Linked DNA regions of Homo sapiens: region 2 is linked to region 1. The links are chromatin loops, found by intact Hi-C in ENCODE. Cell type or tissue: PC-3. All regions are shown on one strand. Each heading gives the region's core, and the rest is flanking DNA. Links, peaks and the distances in the headings are about the cores only.

The links. Hi-C counts contacts between places; a loop is a spot of excess contacts. Peaks named below come from ENCODE experiments on the same cell type or tissue, not always from the same donor. Only the 100,000 strongest peaks of a DNase experiment are listed, where the experiment ranks them.
Region 2: it touches region 1 in a loop (2.8-fold over the local background); 1 of 110 quality-filtered maps calls a loop at or near these places.

The regions. Positions count from the first base shown.
Region 1 is chr7:40,819,331-40,827,182 of GRCh38, forward strand. All of the region lies in intron 13 of SUGCT (succinyl-CoA:glutarate-CoA transferase), which reads left to right. It overlaps LOC112267984 (a long non-coding RNA gene), which reads right to left. Exons shown (of 2, transcript XR_007060292.1): 2 at 6,578-7,852. Among named protein-coding and RNA genes, the nearest start is that of LINC01450, 160 kb to the right of the region's middle. In PC-3, for the core only: no CTCF peak of the experiment used is centred there; DNase peaks (open chromatin) are centred at 3,701 and 5,331; H3K27ac peaks cover 2,462 bases.
Region 2 is chr7:40,983,048-40,990,899 of GRCh38, forward strand. It overlaps a transcript of SUGCT not described here. Among named protein-coding and RNA genes, the nearest start is that of LINC01450, 7.0 kb to the left of the region's middle. In PC-3, for the core only: no CTCF peak of the experiment used is centred there; a DNase peak (open chromatin) is centred at 3,484; H3K4me3 peaks cover 402 bases; H3K27ac peaks cover 2,336 bases.

The DNA of each region.
Region 1 (7,852 bases), core at 929-5,928:
ACACTGTCTTCCACAATGGTTGAACCAGTTTACAGTCCCACCAACAGTGTAAAGGTGTTCCTATTTCTCCACATCCTCTCCAGCACCTGTTGTTTCCTGATTTTTTAATGATCGCCATTCTGACTGGTGTGAGATGGTATCTCATTGTGGTTTTGATTTGCATTTCTCTGATGGCCAGTGATGCTGAGCATTTTTTCATGTGTCTTTTGGCTGCATAAATGTCTTCTTTTGAGAAGTGTCTGTTCATATCCTTCACCCACTTTTTGATGGGGTTGTTTGATTTTTTCTTGTAAATTTGTTTAAGTTCTTTGTAGATTCTGGATATTAGCCCTTTGTCAGATGGGTAGATTGTAAAAATTTTCTCCCATTCTTTAGGTTGCCTGTTCACTCTGATGGTAGTTTCTTTTGCTGTGCAGAAGCTCTTTAGTTTAATTAGATCCCATTTGTCAATTTTGGCTTTTGTTGCTGTTGCTTTTGGTGTTTTAGTCATGAAGTCCTTGCACATGCCTACAGCCTGAATGGTATTGCCTAGGTTTTCTTCTAGGGTTTTTATGGTTTTAGGTCTAACATTTAAGTCTTTAATCTATCTTGAATTAATTTTTGTATAAGGTGTAAGGAAGGGATCCAGTTTCAGCTTTCTACATATGGCTAGCCAGTTTTCCCAGCACCATTTATTAAATAGGGAATCCTTCCCCCATTTCTTGTTTTTGTCAGGTTTGTCAAAGAACATATTGTTGTAGATGTGTGGTATTATTTCTGAGGGCTCTGTTCTGTTCTGTTCCATTGGCCTATATCTCTGTTTTGGTACCAGTACCATGCTGTTTTGGTTACTGTAGCCTTGTAGTATAGTTTGAAGTCAGGTAGCGTGATGCCTCCAGCTTTGTTCTTTTGGCTTAGGATCGTCTTGACAATGTGGGCTCTTTTTTGGTTCCATATGAACTTTAAAGTAGTTTTTTTCCAATTCTGTGAAGAAAGTCATTGGTAGCTTGATGGGGATGGCACTGAATCTATAAATTACCTTGGGCAGTATGGCCATTTTCACGATATTGATTCTTCCTATCCATGAGCATGGAATGTTCTTCCATTTGTTTGTGTCCTCTTTTATTTCGTTGAGCAGTGGTTTGTAGTTCTCCTTGAAGAGGTCCTTCACATCCCTTGTAAGTTGGATTCCTAGGTACTTTATTCTCTTTGAAGCAATAGTGAATGGGAGTTCACTCATGATTTGGCTCTCTGTTTGTCTGTTATTGGTGTATAGGAATGCTTGTGATTTTTGCAGATTGATTTTGTATCCTGAGACTTTGCTGAAGTTGCTTATCAGCTTAAGGAGATTTTGGGCTGAGACAATGGGGTTTTCTAAATATACAATCATGTCATCTGCAAACAGGGACAATTTGACTTCCTCTTTTCCTAACTGAATACCCTTTATTTCTTTCTCCTGCCTGACACCCGGCCAGAACTTCCAACACTATGTTGAATAGGAGTGGTGAGAAAGGGCATCCCTGTCTTGTGCCAGTTTTCAAAGGGAATGCTTCCCATTTTCGCCCATTCAGTATGACATTGGCTCTGGGTTTGTCATAAATAGCTCTTATTATTTTGAGATACGTCCCATCAATACCTAGTTTATTGAGAGTTTTTAGCATGAAGGGCTGTTGATTTTTGTCAAAGGCCTTTTCTGCATCTATTGAGATAATCATGTGGTTTTTGTCTTTGGTTCTGTTTATATGCTGGATTATGTTTATTGATTTGCATATGTTGAGCCAACCTTGCATCCCAGGGATGAAGCCCACTTGATCATGGTTGATAAGCTTTTTGATGTGCTGCTGGATTCAGTTTGCCAGTATTTTATTGAGGATTTTTGCATCAATGTTCATCAGGGATGTTTGTCTAAAATTATCTTTTTTTTGTTGTGTCTCTGCCAGGCTTTGGTATCAGGATGATGCTGGCCTCATAAAATGAGTAGGGAGGATTCCCTCTTTTTCTATTGATTGGAATAGTTTCAGAAGGAATGGTACCAGCTCCTCCTCGTACCTCTGGTAGAATTCAGCTGTGAATCCGTCTGGTCCTGGACTTTTTTTGGTTGGTAGGCTATTAATTATTGCCTCAATTTTAGAGCCTGTTATTTGTCTATTCAGGGATTCAACTTCTTCCTGGTTTAGTCTTGGGAGGGTGTATGTGTCCAGGAAGTTATCCATTTCTTCTAGATTTTCTAGTTTATTTGCGTAGAGGTGTTTATAATATTCTTTGATGGTAATTTGTATTTCTGTGGGATCGGTGGTGATATCCCCTGTATCATTTTTTATTGCATCTGTTTGATTCTTCTCTCTTTTCTTCTTTACTAGTCTTGCTAGCGGTCTGTCAATTTTGTTGATCTTTTCAAAAAACCAGCTCCTGGATTCATTGATTTTTTTGAAGGGTTTTTTGTGTCTCTATCTCCTTCAGTTCTGCTCTGATTTTAGTTACTTCTTGCCTTCTGCTAGCTTTTGAATGTGTTTGCTCTTGCTTCTCTAGTTCTTTTGATGTGATGTTAGGGTGTCAATTTTAGATCTTTCCTGCTTTGTCTTGTGGGCATTTAGTGCTATAAATTTCCTCTACACACTGCTTTAAATGTGTCCCAGAGATTCTGGTATGTTGTGTCTGTGTTCTCATTGGTTTCAAAGAACATCTTTATTTCTGCCTTCATTTCATTATGTACCCAGTAGTCATTCAGGAGCAGATTGTTCAGTTTCCATGTAGTTGAGCGGTTTTGAGTGAGTTTCTTCATCCTGAGTTATAGTTTGATTGCACTGTGGTCTGAGAGACAGTTTGTTATAATTTCTGTTCTTTTACATTTGCTGAGGAGTACTTTACTTCCGACTATGTGGTCAATTTTGTAATAAGTGCGATGTGGTGCTGAGAAGAATGTATATTCTGTTGATTTTGGGTGGAGAGTTCTATAGATGTCTATTAGGTCCGCTTGGTGCAGAGCTGAGTTCAATTCCTGGATATCCTTGTTAACTTTCTGTCTCGTTGATCTGTCTAATATTGACAGTGGGGTGTTAAAGTCTCCCATTATTATTGTGTGGGAGTCTAAGTCTCTTTGTAGGTCTCTAAGGACTTGCTTTATGAATCTGGGTGCTCCTGTGTTGGGTGCATATATATTTAGTATAGTTAGCTCTTCTTGTTGAGTTGATCCCTTTACCATTATGTAATGGCCTTCTTTGTCCCTTTTGATCTTTTGTTGGTTTAAAGTCTGGGTAACATTGTCTTTTAAGATAGAAGATACTTCACCCTAGTTATATTGTAATAGGAAAGAGAAATTGCATATGTAGGGGAGAAAATGATTGATAGACTGAGGTCCCTGAGGAGCTGCAAGGGAACCTTGTAGAGCACTGTTTTTTACCTTACTCACACGTACACTCATCAGTGGACTCTCCTATCTGAGGTAATCTCATATTGTTGAACGTGGAGAAATCCTGAAAGAGATATGGGGAAGGAATAAATTGAAAATGAGAGTGTTAAGGAAATGGGGAAATACTATGGGAGTTGGCAGCTAGAAACACAAGTTAGGAAAGGAAAGAGTGGGAAATTCAGAGAAAGTGAAGAATCAGTAAGCAAGAGTTTGACTAAATATTCCGAAGGGATAGGTTATAAGTCCTCCTGGGTGTTCTGATGACTCCAAGGGCTGCTTATTTATTTTGCTGCAAGGAAAAAGCCACAAGCATGCCTTGATTGTGATGTCCCTCATAACTCACTACCATAGCAGGCAAACCCTCAGGTATTCTAGAGCTTTTTGTTTTGCATCAGTAAATATTTGCTGCCATTGTATCATCTTAGTAATGATTTACCATACATCCTATTTGAATTTCATGGAGCAACCCCCTTAAATAACTTTTAATACCAGAGATAATCCCAGTGGCTAAGTCAATTAGATCTTAAAAATAGAACCTTTGTTAAAAGGTCACTCCGATTTCTCTTCTGGTGTTGGGTTCTGACACTGATAAATTGTCCCCAGACTCCTCTCTTAACATCTTAGGTTAAGACTGTCTCTACTACATACATACACCAGAAGCACTGAGATTTTTTTTTTCATTTAAAAATAGATCCAAAGGCAAACATATTTAAAGTGGATTTCCTACTATGGCGATTTCAAAACCTAACACTGGAGAATGAAGGTGGTAACTGTCGTTTCACATGTGTACTCAGCAAATGCAATTTCTACTACCATAGTTTTCCTTTTCCTCCACCTAACTCTACTACACTGCTTATTATAAACAGTAGTTGGAAGGGGTAGATTTTATAAGCATTTGGGATGTGCATTTTCATCCTTGAGTAGAAAATGGACCTCTTAAAAATTTTCATTTACTTTTCTTTCCTTTCCTCTTCCTTCTCCTTTTTTGAGAAGGAAAAATGAAAAAAAGTATTTGAAAAGAAATTAAGAGGTGGCATGTATACTTAAATTTTTATTTCCCTTAAGTTTCAAATCTGGGATTCAAATAGCGACAGACTTAAGAGAAGGGCCTGGCATCACTCCTAGTCCCACGAAATTGTCCTACTGCCTCTTGACAGAGTTAAGGCCATTTGTCTCCTGGTTTTAATCTTATTGCTAAATAATAGCTAACGTTTAATGATTACCTAGTAGGTTCCAAGTATCAGGGATAAAAAATGAATAAGCACTGGTTCTTTTCCTAAAAGAACTCACACTGTAGTGGTGATGACTGGGGAGTGGCTAGATTAATGCAACAATTTAGGGAAAGTGGAAGTCAGAAGGAGAGAAAATGACAGTGAGCAGTGGATGAAAAATTTCTCCCTTTCTCTCATTCAGGTTCATGACAAGTAGCTAGCTAAATCCTCAAATTAATTCACTCTATGACTTCAGAGGGCAAACCATATTCCTTGCTCAAAAAAAAAAACAAAAAACAAAACTCATTAAGGAAAGAAATTTGTCTATAGCAGTAAAGCTGATGGATGTTCTTAAAATCCAAAGAATCTTTCCTGTTAGGCCCGCTTGCCATTTCAAAGCTGGAAAAGGATTATATAAAGGTAAATGGGTATGTGTGTGTGTTGGGGAGGCAAGAACAGAGGGAGGAGGGGAAAAACATCAGGTAGAGAGACAGAGCACTTGTGCAGATAAAGGAGTTTTCTTAATTGTTGTCTTAAAATGATGGCTATGGTTGAGGTAGGAAATAAGCAACACAGAGAACATACATGATATAATATGGTATGCATTCGTTGGGGTACATGATGCAAGCTGCTACAACAACCGCTAAATCTCAAGTAATGATTTCTTGCTTCTTCCTGTGTCTTTGTTTCGTGCTGCTATAACAGAACACCAAAGAATGAGTAATATATAATAAACAGAGTTTTATTGGTTTGTAGCCTAGTGGCTGGGAAGTCCCAGATCAAGGTGCCAGTATCTTATGTGGGACATCTTGTTCTGTCATCCCATAGTGGAAAGCAGAAGGGCCAACAAAAGTGAGAGCAAGAAAAAGAGAGAGCAGAAGTGAGTGAGCCTACTCCTGATAACTGGCATTAGTCCACTTATGAGGGCAGAGCCCTCTTAAGGCCCCACCTCCCAATACCATCACAATGGCAATTAAATATCAGCATGAGTTTTAGAGGGGACAAACCTTCAAACCATTGCAGCCTGTCACAGACCAAGATAGTCATGGAAAAAAGGGGACTGCTTCATGCAGTCTTTCAGGAACCCAAGCTCTTCCTGTCTTGCAATGCCACCATCTTCACTATGTGGTCCCAGGGTTAGTGTAAAGGGGGAAGAGAGATGTTAAAGGTTGTGCAGGAGGTGGGAGGATTCTGGCAGACCTGGAAGTAGTATACACAACCTTCACTTGCATTTCTTTGGATAGAATTCAGACTCATAGCCCAAAATTAATTACAAAAGAAACTGGGAAATGTAGTCTTTCTGTATGCCCAGAGGGAAAATAAATTGTTTTTTTGATGAACATATGGCATTGTCTGTGACACATGGTAGTACTTTCATCAAGCTAAAATTGACAGTGATAAGGGTCCTACATAACAAACAAGTGAGGTCTTGCCCTTGTTGGAACACTAGCTGCCTTGTTTTTAGCATTACTTAGGAGAGTTTGAATATTTGTGTCTCTCTGTGGCTTAAATGAAGAACCTTTTTAGGGTTTCAAATTTTCTGTGGAAGCTTCATTTGAAGTACATGGCATAGGTTCGATACTTCTTTCTGTTTTTTAACGTATTCCATGAAATAAAGAAAAAGAAAAACCTGACTTCTTCAAAGTCCTAACCCCTCCACATGAGTAAGGGAAAAAATGGAGGGGGAATCTGATGTGTGCTCACTTTGAAGAAGATGCTTTCTCCCAGCTCTGACTGTCAGAGTGGACTCAGCTCATTAAGTAGGCCAGGCAGGCGACCCATTCTCCTCAGCCATCCGACGGTCCAAACAGGCAACCTTCCCAGTTAGAGGAGCCCTCTTTTTGGATTAAGGTTACATAGATGCTTACATTCCCAGCTAGAACTTCTAAAAAAGCCCCCATGGCATAGAAACTCGTATTTCAATGTTAGTATTGCTGTAGGAATACCTACATGCCCGTATTTATAAAGGAAAACTAAATCACCAAAAAGTTCCAACACTTTATTTATAATATGCATGTTACATATATAGTAAAGCTATTTTATTTTTCCTTAAAGATCTATTTTATTAAGTGCCTACAGACAATATATTAAGAAGGAGACTTAAGCTCAAAATGTAAAACCCACAATAAACAACTCAAGTACTGCATTTTTAAATCCTCATATTGCACGGCTAGTTGTCTCTAAGTTTTAAATGGTAGTTGCTAAAGCATACCATCAAGGATGACTTTTAGCAAAAATAACAGCTGGCTTTGAAATTAATTTGAAAATGAATATAATCTGTAACAGGTACATATACATGAGGTGAAGTAATTCCTGGCATCCTTCAACTGATACACTATCTTCAAGTTTAGGGCAAAGCATTTAGTATTCAGGAAAATTACACATAAGATTATATTTTATGATTTTTTTTTCCCTGGGAGCATATGAACAAGCATTGCAAACATGCTATACACCTGTAAGACCAAGCATTATGGTAGGTAACTAGGGAATATCCACAACACTAGAAAGAAATCTGCACAATGAATCAGGCAGAGAACAGCTGGTGAAGAAATCAGATGGAGAATGGGAGTAATCTGTGGAAGGTATTTGAGTTTGCTATAAACATTTTGCAAGCATTGGGTGAAGAAGCTAAGCCTCTGGGCCTCACAACCAAAGCCCAGGCTTGCCGCAGGCTACAGAAACAGTTTTCAGAAAGTACCCAGCTCCTGACAAAGAGTGACCATTTAAACAGTATGTGGAGAATGTTGTTAATTCTGACTCCAGGGTTGTTTTTGAGTCACCCACAGGGCATCAGTCTTTGTAAGTATTGGCCCCAGGTTTCTAGAGAGTTTGACCTCTTGGGTGCCCTGTATTTCCACTGTTAAAACAAGTGCATTGCTAGAGAAAGAAAGGGTATTTCTTTTAAGTATTAAGTAAGTGCTGAGCAGGAAAGAGCTTTTTGCCTATCCCTTGAGGCACAAAATAAGAGCACTGTGGTGAGTAACTGAGAACTTGGCCAAGAAAATAAATCTGTTTAAGGTTTGGAAAACTGGGTGCAAGTTTGCTTTCTTTCACCTCCAAATCCACTAGATTTTTCTATCTTCATTTTCTTTTGGTGCTTTGTGCTTCAATTTTTTTGTGGTATGCATAGTTAACATCCTGACGAATGAAAAGGAATCCTCTGTCATACAAACAAAGGAAGAAGCTCAGTGTACTTAGGCCACAGCATAAAGGAGGGGCAGGGAGGGAAAGAGAAGCATAGGAAAGAAAAACA
Region 2 (7,852 bases), core at 882-5,881, 160 kb after region 1:
TGGAAATTGGGACAGCTTGCTGATTCATTATTTTCATCCCTTTGCTTTAGTAATGCACAAGTCGACTGTGTTTTAACGTTATTGCCCCATTTGAGTTTTTGTTAGTGTTTTATCCGTCTTGTGTTCCTCAAGTTGTAGATCATGTTCCTTCAGGATGGGGTTCAGGGCAGTTTTCTACGATGGTTGGTCTTGTGGTCTGAGGCCTTCTCACCCCATGCTTGTTTACTGCTACTGAACACATCATTCCCTTGCTACCCTCAACCGTAACAGACAGTCCTGCCAGCTCCCTCCTGATTTATCCTGTATTGTATTACTTTCTTTCTCTCCCCTTCTTGGTGATTTAAGAAGCTGTTTTTATTGTTCCCAGAGCCAACACATCTGTCATATATTTTCCTCCAACTTAAAAACATTGGAAAATCACTGGCTGCTTAGCACAAAGTCCTGCCGGCACTGGATGATTGTTCCTTTTGTAACTGGTGCTCACTTAGTGAGACTGGACATTCTAGGCTTCTGTTCTCCCACTCCTTTGCTGCCATTTAGCCCAGGCCCTTTAAACTCAGAGGAGACAGAGCAGCCTCTCAGTCTAGGTTTGTGTATATAATTGCTTCATTTTTGTGAATTAAAGTAAACAGTGCGGTTTATCCACAGTTTCCCATTTTTAAAGATCTATGCTCTGTCTATGAACATAGAAAATTAAGCCATGGTTTTAATTGAGAAAGCGATGTAGCACAAAGCATGTTAGCAATGGAGAAACAAGGATTAGATTGGAAATGATCGGTTTGCCTCTATTTGAATTATATTTATAGTGAGTGTCTTGCTAGTCAGAAGTCACAGAAATCAATTTTGTCTATCCTAAACAAAAAAAGAATTGGTTGGGGGATAGATGGAGAGCTCCCAGAAACATCAGGGTTGAATCGCCTGTAGGAACCAAGGGGGCCTCTGTAGCTGGATCCTCTGGCAGAATGCAGGTAGGCGAGGGGTAGGGCCACGTTACTTCCAGGTTCAGAGCCCCAGTGGAAGCTCAGATTGAATAGGTTCCACCAGGTAACCACTCTCTCACTGACAGAACTCTCCCCTTTCAGCCTCTGTAATGAAAGGTGGGCCTTCTTCCTTTACATCAGGGTTCCTCCCAAATACGAAGATTTGGTTGTTTTATAGCCCCAGATGACAAAAGTCCACTCCAAACATGATTCACATTCCCTGTATTTCCACTGCAATAATAATAATATCTATCAATTATTGAAGACTCATACTTTTCCAGGCATTGTGCTAGGTGTTCCTAACTTAGAACTTTTAATCCTAACTGCAACCCTCTAAAAAAGATAACAGTGGATATTTTTTATAGGCAAAAAAAAATGAGCCTCAAAGAGGTTAAGTGACTTTCCTATAGCCATACAGGTGATGAAGCCAGACTGATCTGCCCCCTGGAACTGATAGCTTGTCTACCCTATTATGCTGCCAGTTTATGGAGTATCTTCCCCTCAATTTTTTCCTATATTCTAATAAGTCGGGCAGATAGGACTTGTTTCTTAGCTATTACATCCACATCTGAGTAATGAAAGATATTAACAACAGTTCCTTTAAGACTCCTTCCATCTGTGATGTTCTAGGTTGCTATAACTATATTCCGACGGCTACCATTTTACAATGGCATTGAGTGTGTAATTACAGAACAGATTTGGACAATGTCGGTGGAAACATTATCACTATCAAGTGTGATGCTGTTTTTTGTTTGTTTGTTTGTTTTTTGGTATCGTGCAGCCTTCCTCTCCTGTAAGATTGTACTTCTCCCACTAAGTTAGGTCCCTGAAATCTGTTAGGAAACGAAATGCAGGCCTGTATCCCTCCAGAAGTGGCTGCCAAACATAAAATTTCTGCTGTCTGTTTGGTGATATGCTAATCAACCTTTGTTCTTCTAAATGAATACATCTCAGCAGAGACTCAAGGGAACATTTTCAAAGAACAAAGTGTATGTGTTCACCATTTTTACGTGGACAGGCTGTCTATTCAAGTAATAACCCTTGATGTTCTCTTGGGTGTATGTTTTAACTAGAAGCTAAAACCTACTTGGATGCTTTTGCAGAACCCTAACCCTGGCTTCAGTCTGGAACTTGATACAATTGCAAGTTGAAATTGCAAATTGTATCAGGGCTTTAAAAAGCATGAGTTCTGGGCTTGTTCCTTTCTAGTGAGGAGCAGTTTGTGATTCATTTATTCAATGGCATTGTAAATGGACATTTATGGAGCACCTGGTTGGGGCTTGGGATTGTATCAGCGTTGAGCTTTCATTACAAAAAAGACAAGTCCTCAGCGCAGTGCAGGAGATAGACATCAAAACAAATAATGAAAATGCTGGTGATGGAAATGACACGACTTGAGTGCCTGGAAAATGCACTAAATGATCAGGAAGAAGGGAACCACTAGGTGTTGGGGAGTAAATGTGGGGGAAAAAAATCTCAGAAGAAGTTAAATTTGAGTGCAGTGTTGATGACAGCAGTTTTACCTGGAAGATAAGGAGAAGTGTGTTTGAAGGCTGAAGGGTAAAAGCCTGCAAGTTTTGGGACATATGAAGTTCAGGACAATTGTGAATTACACAGAAAGGGAATTTTAAAAGGGCCAAAAATAGACCACCATAGTATGAATAGTGCTGTATATCATCCAAAAGTATTTGGATTATGTTAACAGGGAACTGTTGAAGGTTTTCACTAGAAAGTGATACAATCAGATCTGTATCTTAGAAAGATCACTCTGTGGACAGAAGGATTAGGGCAAATAGGGAAAAGCAGCCCTTCTGGATAGTAAAATTAGGGTTTTGGTAAAAATTCATACAAGAGTGGGAAGACCCATGGTTTTTCAGTCTCTTTAAACAAAAAATGAAAGCCATGAGGCTTAGATATGAAAATGTGTGGAAATTTCATTAGGAATAATTACAGTGTTTATTTTCTTTTACTAGGCTGAAATGTTTTTAAAAACACAGTAGGCCAGTACTATATACTTTGACTTTTTGAGGCATAAATTTTACACAACATGAGCCGAATTTTGTCCTCTAGCCCATAAAATGATTACCAACAGAATCCTCAGTTATGGTGAGTTAATAAGTTATTAAGAATACTATTTCTTATTTGAAAGTTTTCACACTGTTCCTCTTGCCAGTGAAAATGCTTATTTAATGTTCAATGATTTATTTAAGAACCCCTTTCAAACATGTATCATGTGTCATTGAGCTAAATCAGAATATGTGAATGTGGACTTCTTTAAGACATGTCAAAATGAATAAGAGTTTTAGTGAGCTGTTCTATTTCTTGTACAAGCCAGTGAAATAACAATGAGCAAGTCTTCAGTGTTGAGATGGGGAAATACGAAAACCATCCCAGCTTACTCCACTCATCACCATGGTTTCATCATCTATTACACAGTAAAACAAACAGAGCCACTGACTATAACCCTTAATGAGCATATGTGACTCCGATAATATTTATCGGGTTTATTTGTTTGAGGCCAACTGAAATGAAAAGAAAACAGTGCGGGATTGGGTCATTACTCTCTTCTGACGTGTGCTGTAATTCTAAGGAAAACATTAGTAGCCTATTTTTAGCAAGTACCTTCATCCACTGAAGAGATAATGGCCCAAGGAGTAATCGCTGAGATGGAAAGCAGAAATTCCCAGAATTAAACTGTCTTGCTCATCTGTTCTATGGTCATAGGAAATCTATCAGCACTGTCATTTCTCATCAACAACGAGGAATGTTTTAAATCAGGCCATTATGCAATTCTCCCTAACTGAACTACCTTTCACCTTCATCTCTGCTAAGTCAGGATCCTCCAGCCAAAAGAAATAAAAAAACCTCACCTCCTCCAGAAAGTCTCTCCACATCATCCTGTTTATCCACAAATGTTATCACTTACACCTTATTTGCACTTACATAATCTGTATATTCTATGTTTTTCCTTTATTCAAAAAAATCTATTGAAAAACTCATACAAAAATGATAAGGCAAGACATTGCTCTAGTTCCCATAATGATGGTGTCTGGGGGAGGTAGAGCTGGATGAAGAAGCTACAGTTTCTTCCCTAGAGGAGTACATAACCCAGTAGGACGGACAAGGACCACAACAGGGTAAAAACGTGGTCCTCAATATTGTTTTGCCTCAGGGTCTGAGGGCGATGCCACTCCCTGCCATCAGTCCCAGGGACTCATCAGAGATGGACAAAGGTATGTGGACATGACGAGGGGACTGCAATCCAGGCTGGTGGGGTGGAGGAGAGGAGGATGTAGAAAGTGGTTTGAGAATGATCAGGAGACACCAGTAGTTTAAAGCAGGGTTTTTGGAATGAAGATATGGATTACAATGTGGTACCTTCCACTATCTGTGTGACTCTTGGTAATTTATGTAATTTTTTAGAACTTAATAAGGTTTGTGTTACATATACTCCCACCCTTTCTTCTGGTGGAGAATCATTGTGTTAAATTATAAAATGTCTCCCATGAAAAATACTATATATGCTGGAGGTTCAGAAGAAAAGGAATTCTATGACTTTGGAGGAAGGGATCAGAGACAGCTTTGTGAAAAACATCTGGGTTTTAAGGTTAGTTATAATTTGAGGAAGCAATGATGAAGGAGGCAGAAACCATCCAACCATGAGCCAAATGATAAATGGAGTAAACAGAGAGTATTTGCATATTCCTTTCTTGATGTTTCAACAGAATTCCAGGCATTTGTTGATATTCCCACCAGAAACTGTAAGCTTCTTAGAGCAGGAACCATTATTTGTCATTCTATTTATTATCCATCTGCACAGAGAGGCCAATGAAAATAAATACCTTGTTGATGATCTGGGTCTATGTGAAATCATTCTTAAAACGTAGTGGTTGATCGATACACTGTGAAACTTGTTCTCTTTCTCTCTGTGTGTGTCTCTCTCCCTCAAAGGGAAAGGGAGGCTTGGAGAATGGAGAAGTGGATCCAGGGAGTGGAATGAAGCCTTCTCATTTCTAGAAGGTTTCACATGTATGAGATCCCATCAATTCTCCCCCAAAGAGCATGGCATATGTAATAGGCTCTCCAGAGTCAAGTAGTTAGGGTTTATTCGTCTTTTGTAATTCTTCAGTAATTGGTAAAGTCTTTAATTTTAATTTTAATTTAATATTAAAATTTTGCTACATGTTTTCAGCTAAGCAAAGAGGCAACTAGATGAAGATGTTTAATTTAAATGTGTTTAGAAGTGTTAAAGGCCAAGAAGACCCACAGGAATTGGTGGGTGGAGATAAGACCTTAGGGTACAGGCAGCTCCAGGGAAAGGAAGTTGGGCTCCTTGACTTATCCCTCCTCTCCAGGAGCAGATTCTCCTTCTAATGCTACCAGGTTCTGGGGTCCATTTTTTTTTAAGGTAGGTGTACTTCTCTTTGAAGGAATCTTTTATAGATTGGCATAAACTACTGAGATCATGCCACAAGGAGGTGTTCAAAAAAACTGACTTTATAGAGTGCTCTACAGCTGTATAGGTCCTAAAATGTGGATACTGATACTGGGGATAATAATACTGCTATAGAAAAAAAGTGTGTGTTTAAAAAAATATGCTTTAAATATGTGCTCTACATGTAATTTTTTATTATCGTAGAGAAAAGAATCAAAAGATTGAGAAAAGCGTTAAAGATAAACTAAAGAACTCCCATAAACTTATTATTTTAGCACCCTTATGTACTTGATATTATAGATAGACAGATTCTTGGGAAAAAAAGACATAAGAAAATGCTGAAATTCCTGTTTTGTGACTTGATTTTTTCCAGTTAATATATGGCTTTGCCAATAAATAAATATATTTCTAGCACATTCTTAATTTTTGTAGTTTTTTTTTGTTTGTTTGTTTTCTCCTCAGTATATAGGCAGGTTTGATTCCAGACACAACAATACAGCAAATATCACAATAAAGCAAGTCACATGCATTTTTTTTTTCAGTGCAAATAAAAATGATATTTACACTATACTGTAGTATATTAATTGTACAATAGCATTATGTATAAAAAACAATGTACAGACCCTAATTGAACATACTTTGTTGCTAAAAAAAATACTCAAGATCATTTGAGGCTTCAGCACATTGTAACCTGTTTGCAGGATCTAAATATGATGACAATGAATTTTGCTGCATCTATTGACTTTTCCTGTCACAAAAGATTTCTCTGTAACATGTGATACTGTTTCATAGCATTTTACTCACAGTAGGACTGCTTTCAAAATTGGAGTCAGTCCTCCCAAATTCTACCACTGCTTTATCAACTTAGTTTATGTACTATTCTAAATCATTTTTGTCATTTCAATTTATGTAATTTTCTAAATTTGTCTTTGTCATTTCAACAATGTTCACAGCATCTTGACCAGCAGTAGATTCCATCTCAAGAAACCATTTTCTTTGCTCATCCATAAGAAACAACTCCTTGGCTGGCATGGTGGCTCACACCTGTAATCCCAGAACTTTGGGAGGCCAATGTGAGCTGATCACCTGAGGTCAGGAGTTCGAGACCAGCCTGGCCAATATGGTGAAACCCCCATCTCTACTAAAAAAAAAAAAAAAATCAGCTGGCCCTGGTGGTGTGGGCCTGTAATCCCAGCTACTCCGGAGGCTGAGGCAGAAGAATCGCTGGAACCTGGGAGGCAGAGGTTGCAATGAGCCAGGATTATGCCACTGCACTCCAGCCTGGGTGACAGAGTAAGACTGTCTTAAAAACAAAACAAAACAAAAAACAAAGAAGCAACTCCTCATTCGCTCAAGTTTTATTATGAGATTGCAGAAATTTAGTCACTTCTTCAGGCTATATTTCCAATTCTAGTTATCTTGCTATTTCTACCACATCCGTGGTTACTTTCTCTGCTGAAGTCTTGAACCCCTCAAAGTCATTCATGAGGGTTGGAATCAACTTCTTCCTAACTCCTGTTAATGTTGATATTTTGACTTTATCCCATGAATTACAAATGTTCTTAATGGCATCAAGAATGGTGAATACTTTCCAGAAGGTTTTTAATGTACTTTGCCCAAATCCATCAGTGGAACCAAGCCCTATGGCAGCTGCAGTCTTACAAAATCATCTTCTTAAATAACAAGACTTGGAAGTTGAAATGGCTTCTTGATTCATGACCTGTAGAATGCACATTGTGTTAGCAGGCACAAAAACGACATTAATCTCCTCACACATCTCCATCAGAGCTCTTGGTTGAGCAGGTGCATTGTTATGAGCAGTAACATTTTATTAGTTTGGTGCAAAAGTATTTGCAGAACTGCAATAACCTAATAAAAGGAATCTTTTTCTTTTTTCCTGAGTAATCAGTTTCAACAGCGGTCTTAAAATATTCAGTAAACTATGCTGTAAACAAATGTGCTGTCATCCAGGCTTTGTTGTTGCATTTATAGAGTACAGGCAGAGTATCTTTAGCATAAGTTTTAAGGACTCTAGTATTTTCCGAATGGTAAATGAGCATTGGCTTCAACTTAAAGTCACCAGCTGCATTAGCTAGTAACAAGAGTCAACTTGTCATTTGAAGCTTTAAAGCTAGGCATTAACTTCTCCCTAGCTATAAAAGTCCTAGATGGCATCTTCTTCCAACAGAAGGATGTTTAATCCACATAGCAAATTTGTTTAGTGTAGCTACCTTCATCAATTTTCTTAGCTAGATCTTCTAGATAACTTGTTGTGGCTACTCCATCAGCCCTTGCTCCTTCACCTTTCACTTTTATGTTGAGAGAGCTTCTTTTCTCAAACTTCATTATCCAACCTGTGCTAGCTTCAAATTTTTCTTCTACAGCTTCCTCATTTCTCAGCTTTCACAGAAGTGAAGAGAGTTAGGGCCTTGCTTTG